2 separate regions of the Homo sapiens genome follow, and region 1 is linked to region 2. The links are chromatin contacts, found by Hi-C in ENCODE. All regions are on one chromosome and are shown on one strand. The core of a region is the stretch at or near the end of the contact, and the rest is flanking DNA. Distances in the headings are between cores, read along the strand shown. Region 1 holds the start of FLT4 (fms related receptor tyrosine kinase 4). Region 2 holds the start of GFPT2 (glutamine-fructose-6-phosphate transaminase 2).

Region 1 (4,097 bases), core at 1,443-3,942, 300 kb before region 2:
ACTAGAATGGCCACATTTTAAAAACCAAAACTGACAATACTGTGGGTAAAGGTGTGCGGCAGCGGTAACTGCTTACGCTGCCATGATCATGCAAAATGGTACAAATCACTTGAAAAAATACTTGGCACTGGCTACCAAAGTTGAAGACAGCATGTGTACACCAGGAAACACATACAAGAGTGTTGTGGCAAAAGTTGGAAACTGGTAACCACTCAAACTTCCATTAATAGTAGATGGACAAATTGTGGTGTATCCTACTGTGGAAAACTATGCAGTTACGAAAATGAGCAAAGTATAGATCATCACAGCAATATAGATGAATCTCACTAATGGTGTTGAGCAAAAGAATATAAATGGTATGAAGGCACTGAGATAAAGTGGAAAAAAAAAACAACAAGCAAAATGTGAGCTAAACTGTAGGGACACAAACACACAGAGAGGAGTAATAGACACTGGAGACTCCAAAAGCAGGGAGGGAGGGCAAGAGGTAAGGACTGAAAAATCACCTTTTGGGTAGAGTGTCCACTGTACAGGTGACGCGTACACTAAAAGCCCAGACTTCACCTGTACACAATATATGAATTAAGAAATCTGCACTTATGTCCTCTAAGTATACTTTAAAATTTTAAAAGCACATTCTGGCTGGATGCGGCGGCTCATCCCTGTCATCCCAGCATTCTGGGAGGCTGAGGCAGGTGGATCACTTGAGCCCAGGAGTTCAAGACCAGCTTGGGCAACGTGGCGAAAACCCAGCTATGCAAAAAAGTCACTGGGTGTGGTGGCGCACATCTGTGGTCCCAGCTACTTGGGAGGCTGAGGTGGGAGGATCATTTGAGCCCGGGGGGTGCTGAGGCTGCGGTGAGCAGATATCATGTCACTGCACTCCAGCCTGGGTGACAAAGTGAGACCCTGTCTAAAACAACAACAACAACAAAAAAAAAACAAGTATATTCTGGGCGGGGCACAGTGGCTCATGCCTATAATCCCAGCACTTTGGGAGGCTGAGGTTGGCAGATCAGGAAGTCAGGAGTTTGAGACCAGCCTGGTCAACATGGTTAAACCCCCATCTCTACTAAAAATACAAAAATTAGCCGGGCATGGTGCCGGGTGCCTGGAATCACAGCTACTCAGGAGGCTGAGGCGGGAGAATTGCTTGACCCCAGGAGGCAGAGGTTGCATTGCAGTGCAGTGAGATCGTCCCACTGCACTCCAGCCTGGGCAACAAAAGAGAGACTTTGAGAAAAAAAAAAAAAAGTACATTCTGAAAAAAAAAGCAAAACATATATTTTGATGATAAAATGATAAACAAAAGCAGGGAAATGATAATGCCAGGGTAGTGGGCATCTTCTGGGGTTGGTGAGGGGTTTGTGATGGGAAGTGAGGGGATGTGGGGATGTCATTCTACATCCCTTGGCCTGGAGAATGGAAACACAGGTATTTGTTGCTTTAAAATTCAGGTTTATAATATGCTGATATATTATGTACTTTCCATAAGTGTGTTACATCTCATAATCTTTCAAAGCTAAAAAAAATCAATATATGATTGATAAATACCTAACTTCATGTATCGCTTGGTTACCTAGTTTCCCCAACCTTATTTGTTAAATTATCTACACTATCCGCACTGATTTGTGATTCCAGCTTAATAATATAGCCACTTCTTACCTGGATTGGAGAGAGCTGGTAGTGGTTATTGAAAATCTACTCTTGCTTTTTGGCGAGGATGAAAGGGCTTTGGGGGGCGGGGGTGGGGGGATGGAAAATGTGAATGAAACGAAAAGCAGGGAAGGAGGTTGAGACAGTCATGGTCATGGGCTTCATTATTAAACAGGAAAATTCTAGAGACAAACTGAAAAGAGAACGGAAGTCTGTAAGAGGGTTGCCAAGTCAGAAAGCAAAAGCAAAGTGTCGCTTTATTAAAAAGGTGGGGGCGGGTCCTGATTGAGCTGAGAACAAAACATCTGGGGGAGTTCTAAAGCTAGGAGGCCAGGCCTGCAGGGAGGGGGTCGGTCATCCCGGGTGTCCCGCTCACGGGTGCGGCTTCCGTCGACACTGTCCGTCGACACTGTGCAGGTAAACACTGCTGAACGGGTTTTGTTTTTGCTTTTTTTTTTTTTTTTTTGGCTCCCAGACTGGAGTGCAGTGGCGCGATCTCGGCTCACTGCAACCTCCTTCTCCCGGGTTCAAGCGATTCTCCTGCCTCAGCCCCCCCGAGAAGCTGGGATTACAGGCGCGCACAACCAAGCTCGGCGTATTATTTTATTTATTTGCTTGTTTATTTTTGAGACTGGGTCTCCCTATGTTACGCCGGCTGGTGCCACTATTTTCAAAGATGTAACATACTATTTTTACAAGGATTGCTTTCTTGTTTAGTCTAGATTTTACCGATGGAAAGAAAGGACGGAAAAGAGCGCGTGCCGCATTTTGCTCCCCTTTGCCCACCAGGCTCCATCACCTCCGGAGCGCATCGCGAGACCGTCTGCGTTACCCGCGTCCCCGCGCCCGGAGCCGCCCAGGAGGGGGCCCGGACCCTGTGGTGCGGAGCGCGCACTGCTCGGGTGCACCGGACGCCCCGCGGCGGGCTGGGAGGGACGGGGGGAGGGGGGCGCGGGGAGCGGCCTGAATCCCGGGCCCGCCTCCGGCCCCCGCCCCGCCCCGCCCCGCCCCAGGCCAGCCGGCGCCCGCGCGGACACTTTCAGCCCCGAGCCGCGGCCGCTCGGGTCGGACCCACGCGCAGCGGCCGGAGATGCAGCGGGGCGCCGCGCTGTGCCTGCGACTGTGGCTCTGCCTGGGACTCCTGGACGGTGAGCGCGGCGAACGGGCCACCCGCCCGAGCGTGGGGCTGGCCGGGGAGGGGGTACCGCGCACCTGGGGCGGGCGCTGAGACCGCTCCGCCGGGTACGGGCGGGGGACACGGTGGCCCTGGTGCGCGGACGCCTGAGGGGAGCACGGCGCTTGGGGCGCGGGACCTCGGGATGAGGAAGGGGCGGGCGGGGACCGCAGCCGGGTCAGGGCCAGGGCGGCCGGGCCGCGCCTCGGCGCAGGGGTAGCTCTCCCGGCCCCTGAATCCGCGTCTCCGTCGGTGGCTCCGCGTCCTCGGAGCCGGGCCCTGCCGGGCTGCGCGCTGAGCCCGGATCCTTCGCGCCCTTACTCGCTTCCCCGCGGGGTCCCCGCGCCGCGCCGTCCCGACCCACGCGCGCCGGAGATCCATCCCGGCCGGGCCCCGGACTTGGGTGCGCACTTCCCGACGCCCAGCGCCTCCGCTCGCGGTCGGTCCCCCAGAGGGCGCTCGAGGCGGGCTTCCCCCTCCCCGTGGCCGGCGACGGCGGGGACAGGGGCCGGGGACCACCGCGCGCCCGAGGCGGACGGGTGCAGGTGCACGCTGGCACTTGAGACGAATCTTGAGGAGGCGAATCGCGGGCTGTCAGCGCCGCAGAAGGGGCGGAAGGCCAGGGGTCCCCGGATTTGAGGGGACAGGGGCCTCGAAGGCCAGCTGAGGAGCAGAGGCCCCCGCGGGAGGGTCCCCTGCACAGGAGAGGCGGGGTTCGGTTTGTGTTGGGATGTGGCTCTGGCGGGGAGAGACGCAGACCTGAAGCGGAGGCGGAGGGGTTGGAAAGAGGGACTGTGGGGGATGAGCGGGCGGCAGAGGGAGTGGATGGAGATGTCAGGGAGGAAGCTGAGAAGATGAGCTGGGAGTCCCCACGGAGCTGGTGTCCCTGGAAATCAAAGGGTGTAAGGGCGGGGTCAGGGGTTCCAGTGTCTGAAGCCCTGAAGTCAGCGACGGGGACCTCAACATTTCTGCACGCCATAGGAATTAAATACTGGCTTTACATGCTTGTAATTCTCACAGGGAGTGTCAGACCCATTTTACACATGGAGAAGCTTAGACCAAGGACATGTGTCACTTCCCCAAGGTCCCCAGGAGGCCCAAAGTAAGCCTGACAAAGCCTGCCTTTGCTCACCACCTGTATGTCCACTGGCTGAAGGGCAGAGGACAGGAGAGGGGGCAGGTCTGGCTCAACCAGGGGAGGAGGGAGGAGAACATCTATCTGGGCCTCCGAGTCGGGCAGGCCAGATCAGGGCGCTGCCCTTGGCCC
Region 2 (4,084 bases), core at 1,070-3,569:
GAGTAGCTGGAACTACAGGTGCACATTACCACACCTGGCTAATTTTTGTGTTTTTAGTAGAGACGGGTTTTGCTGTGTTGCCCAGGCTGGTCTCGAACTCCTGGGCTCAAGCAATCCCAAAGATCTCAAACTTTTGCCCCCCAAAGTGGTGGGATTACAGGCATGAGCCATTGCACCCAGCGTGCCTGGCTTTTTTTTTTTTTTTTTTTTTTTTTTTTTACTTTTTGTAAAGATGGGTCTCCCTGTTGCCCAGGCTGGTCTCCAACTTCTGGCCTCAAGCAGTTCTCCCACCTCAGCCTCCCAAAGTGCTGGGATGACAGACCCAAGCCACTGTACCAGGCCAAGTTCATCTTTTCTGCTGGTTTCCCTCATGTGCTGGAGCAGGTCATCAACGTCCCAGCCTGGGCCATATGCTGACCTCTGAACCACTGCCCAGGCTGTGTGGCCAGGCCCAGGCCATCAACCTCCCAGATGACTCTCAGAGGGTTCTCAAAGCAGGAGTGATGCTAGGCCGGCAGCTGCTACAGACACATCCCCATGGGTGGTAGTGTGCACTCATGCCGTTCCTCACCGTGGACCTGTGACTCCTCCAGGAGGATAAAGGACAGATTTGGACCCTGCTAAGACCCCAGGGCTCCTGGGGTCTTGGTGCTATCAGAGGGCCTGTTGACATCACCCTGTCCCCGCCTCAGTTACAACAGTGGAGGCCAGTCTGGGCCAAACAACCTGATCTCCACATTCAAGTTCTAGCCCTCATCCAGGGGACCTTTGCACTGCCTGCTGCTCCCTCCTTCCTGGCTTCGCTAGGCTCTGGACCACCTGCACCAGCGCAGCCCTGCCCAGTCCCAGGCAGAGCCTGGCACCCTCTCCACCGCTGGCCCAGCCCCCTCCTTGTATCCTACCTGGAATTTTTAGCTCTCTGTGTAACCACGAGCTTAGTGTCTGCTTCCCCTTCACTTGTAAGTGCCAGGAGGGCAGGGCCAGATCTGTTCTCATTCATCAATAAGTCTCTTGCACCTGCACCCTGACAGGTGTGAAGTGGGTTCTTAGGAATGAGAGAAGGAAGGAAGGAAAGCGACCCTGCATAGTGGAGGGTTGGGGGCAAACGCTGCGGCTCCTGAATCGCTCTGAGATTTCCCAACAACAGGACTCACCCAAGCCCCCTCCTTCGCTGTCGTGGAGCCTCAGTTTTCCCAACCCTCCAATGGCACAACCTCCTTCCCCCAGGGCTTGCAGAGTCGCGGTGAAACTAGGGAGGGATTATGTTAGAAAAATGCTCTAGACGAGATGTAAAAATCTTTTTTTTTTTACACGACTGAGGAGGATCCGTTTAGAATTTCAGGATTTTTTTAAGAAAAAAAAAAACTTCAAAGTGCGCAAACGTTGGGCCGGTTCTCGTGACCTTCCTCGGGAGACGAGGGGCCCAGAGTGCAGGGGGAACGGGAGGGACGGCCGGGAACCAGGGCGGAGAAACGCGGGCCTTGGTGCCTCACTGGGGGGTCGGATTCCGACCCCAGGCGTAGGAACCCCCGGGTCCCTCGCGGGCCTGCAGCGCGAGGCAGATCTGGGGAGGGGGCAGCTCGGCGCGGGTGGGGTCGGGGCTTCCTGGGGCGCCTCCAGCTTCGTTCACAACCTGCGGAACCCTCGCCTTCAAGCTCGGGCTCCGCGGCAAATCCCAGGGTCGAATTCTGCCACCGCCGCGGCGTCCGGTTTTGGCAGAGTCCTTGTCTGCCTCCGGGAGCCTCGGTTTTCTCGTCTCTCCGCCAAGCCCGGGCGTTCTCTCCACGCAGGGTGAGGGCCAGGCTTAGAGGTCTGCGGAGCTCTGAAACAAGCCTGTCACTCAGATGGGAGCGCGGCAGGAACAGCGGCTCACGCGGGTTTCCGGAGCGCGCGAGTGATGCCGGACCCCTCGCTCTGCCCCTTACGCGGCCCGTCTGACTTCTCAGCACCCCGTGGGAGGGAGCTTCCCTGGGTAGCCCCGTTTCACAGACGGGAAAGCGGAGGCACAGCGCGATCGGGCCCTGCCCGGCTTCCACGCCTACTCTGGTTGAGTCGGGGTCTGAACTCGGGCCGTTGGTTGCCCTAAGCCCCGCTCCGGGATCTGGCGCCCGGCGCCCCAGCCTTACACGCCCGACCCGCGCCTGGGAGCCGCCCCTCGGCCCCCCTCCCTGGCTCCTGGGGGCCGGGTCCCGTCGTTGTCACGACAACCGGGGGCCAATGGGAGCAGGCGGGCGGGGGAAGCCCCGCCCCTTCCCCGCCCCCTTCCCCGCCCTCTCGGAGGGCTCCGGGTTATAAGGGCTGGAGGCCGAGCGGACGGGAGCTGGAGCCCGCGGAGCCCACGGAGCCCACGGAGCCCACGGAGGAGCCCACGGAGGAGCCCCAGCGTCCGAACGGGCAGACCCCCTCGAGCCGCGAAGGAGCCCGAGAAGCAGCCACGATGTGCGGTGAGTGCCGCGCCCGCCCGAGCCGCCTCCTCCACGCCGTCCGCGGGTCCCGGCGCCGCAGCCTCTCCGCGCCTCCGCCCGCAAGCAGGCGCCGAGGACCTGGCTGGGGGCGCCGATCTGCCCCGGGCCCCTACCGAGGGGCTGTCGTCGGCCGGGCCTGGCTGCCCCTCACCCGCGTTCCCCGAGTGGCCGTCTCGGAGGTGTGGGTGGGGGATGCCCAACCCGACTCCTGGTCTCGGACACAGTGAGGGGGACCGAGGCCCGGTCCCCACGGAGGGGAGGGACCTGGTCCGGTCCGGCCTGGACCCCGTAACAGAGGGGTCCCCACCCCATGCCGACCGAGGTCGCTCTCCTCCACGTCTCCCAGTCGCCCACAAAGGCGGCCACGCGCAGGCCGGCGCATCCCGAGTGCGGGGCGCCCATCCCGACTCAGCCCGCCGCGCCCACCGAGGAGAGGAGAGGCGACCCCGCCCCGCCGTCCCCGCAGCCCGCCCGGTCGCCCCCGCTGCGTCAGTGCCTCAGGCAGGGCCTGCGCGTCCTCCTCGCGACCCCAAAGGAACGTCTGGTCCCTAGAAGGGTCGCTGCCGCGTTACCGCCTCTTTGCGCGGGGAAGAGGCAGTCACTGCCCGAACCTCGGCCCGAAGCCACGAGAGGGAGTCCGGGGCGGGGAGCGGGGCCGGGCGTCCGATTCCCGCGGCGCTCCCGCGCTGTCCCGCGTGGCTGCGGGACCGTGGGGAGGGCGGCCGCGGCCCGGAGCGCACATCTGCAATTCTTTACTCTCCTGGCTGGGCCGCCTCCGCTGGCCGGGAGAGAGCCGGGAACTTCTGCTGGGACAAAAGGTCACTGTGCTCTTTTTTTTTTTTTTTTTTTTCCTTGAGTAGGATTCGGTTACCCATTCCAGCCTCCTGTGGCTGGAGGACCTGGAGGAACTTTCGAAGCCATGAAAGGCCTCTCTCTGACTTTGCTGAGGGCCGGGGTGGGGTGCGCCCGCGGTGAGCCCTGGCCGAGGTCTGTGCAGGCCTCTTGTCTCGGAGGCCAGCTGCTCGGCAGAAGGGAACGACCTACGGCGGAGCGGGCAGCGTGCTTCGGGATGCCGCCTCACCCAGGCTGAACAGGCATCCGTGGAAATTCCTGAACCCTCAGCTAAAATCTCGTGCTCCCAGACGCCATTCTCCATGTGTAGAGCCACCTTTGGGTGTTTCTGGGGGCAGAGATGAGGCAAAGGTGGTAGTTTTGCCAGATGTCCAAGCCCTGATGTTCCACACCTCTCAGTGTAGCATTCAAGACCCTTGGCCAAAACTGGTGGCCTTGGGGCCAGACTTGTGCAGGAGACCCTTGAACCAGGAGGGTCTGCCCACAGCACCAGAGGCTCCCCTTCCCCTTCCTTTCAGATGCTCCTCTGCCCCCACTGCCACCCCTGCCTGTCATCCTCCTTCCTACTGGCATCTTGCTTTTTCCCAAGTCTCTCTGAGCTTTGGGGGGGCTCTACCTCCTCCAGCTCACAAAATCACAAGTGTTTTTGTTCTGCTTCTTAAAGGGACACACACGCGTTGTCTCCTAGGGAAAGGTTGAGCTTTGGGGTGTGACCACCTGTATCTTCAGATTTTCTGGTACTGACTTGTGGTTGTATGTGAGAAGGA

Evidence for each region. Hi-C counts contacts between places; a loop is a spot of excess contacts on that map.
Region 1: a map of endothelial cell of umbilical vein shows a loop between it and region 2 (3-fold over the local background). The contact joins the promoter of FLT4 here to the promoter of GFPT2 in region 2. A Hi-C loop is called at or near these places in 1 of 168 maps with a recorded cell type or tissue (endothelial cell of umbilical vein).

Annotation. Positions count from the first base shown.
Region 1 is chr5:180,648,195-180,652,291 of GRCh38, reverse strand. FLT4 (fms related receptor tyrosine kinase 4) reads left to right here and starts at 2,692. Exons shown (of 30, transcript NM_182925.5): 1 at 2,692-2,804. The coding sequence starts at 2,747.
Region 2 is chr5:180,351,571-180,355,654 of GRCh38, reverse strand. GFPT2 (glutamine-fructose-6-phosphate transaminase 2) reads left to right here and starts at 2,319. Exons shown (of 19, transcript NM_005110.4): 1 at 2,319-2,444. The coding sequence starts at 2,438. RefSeq lists a silencer at 2,063-2,292 and an enhancer at 3,665-4,084.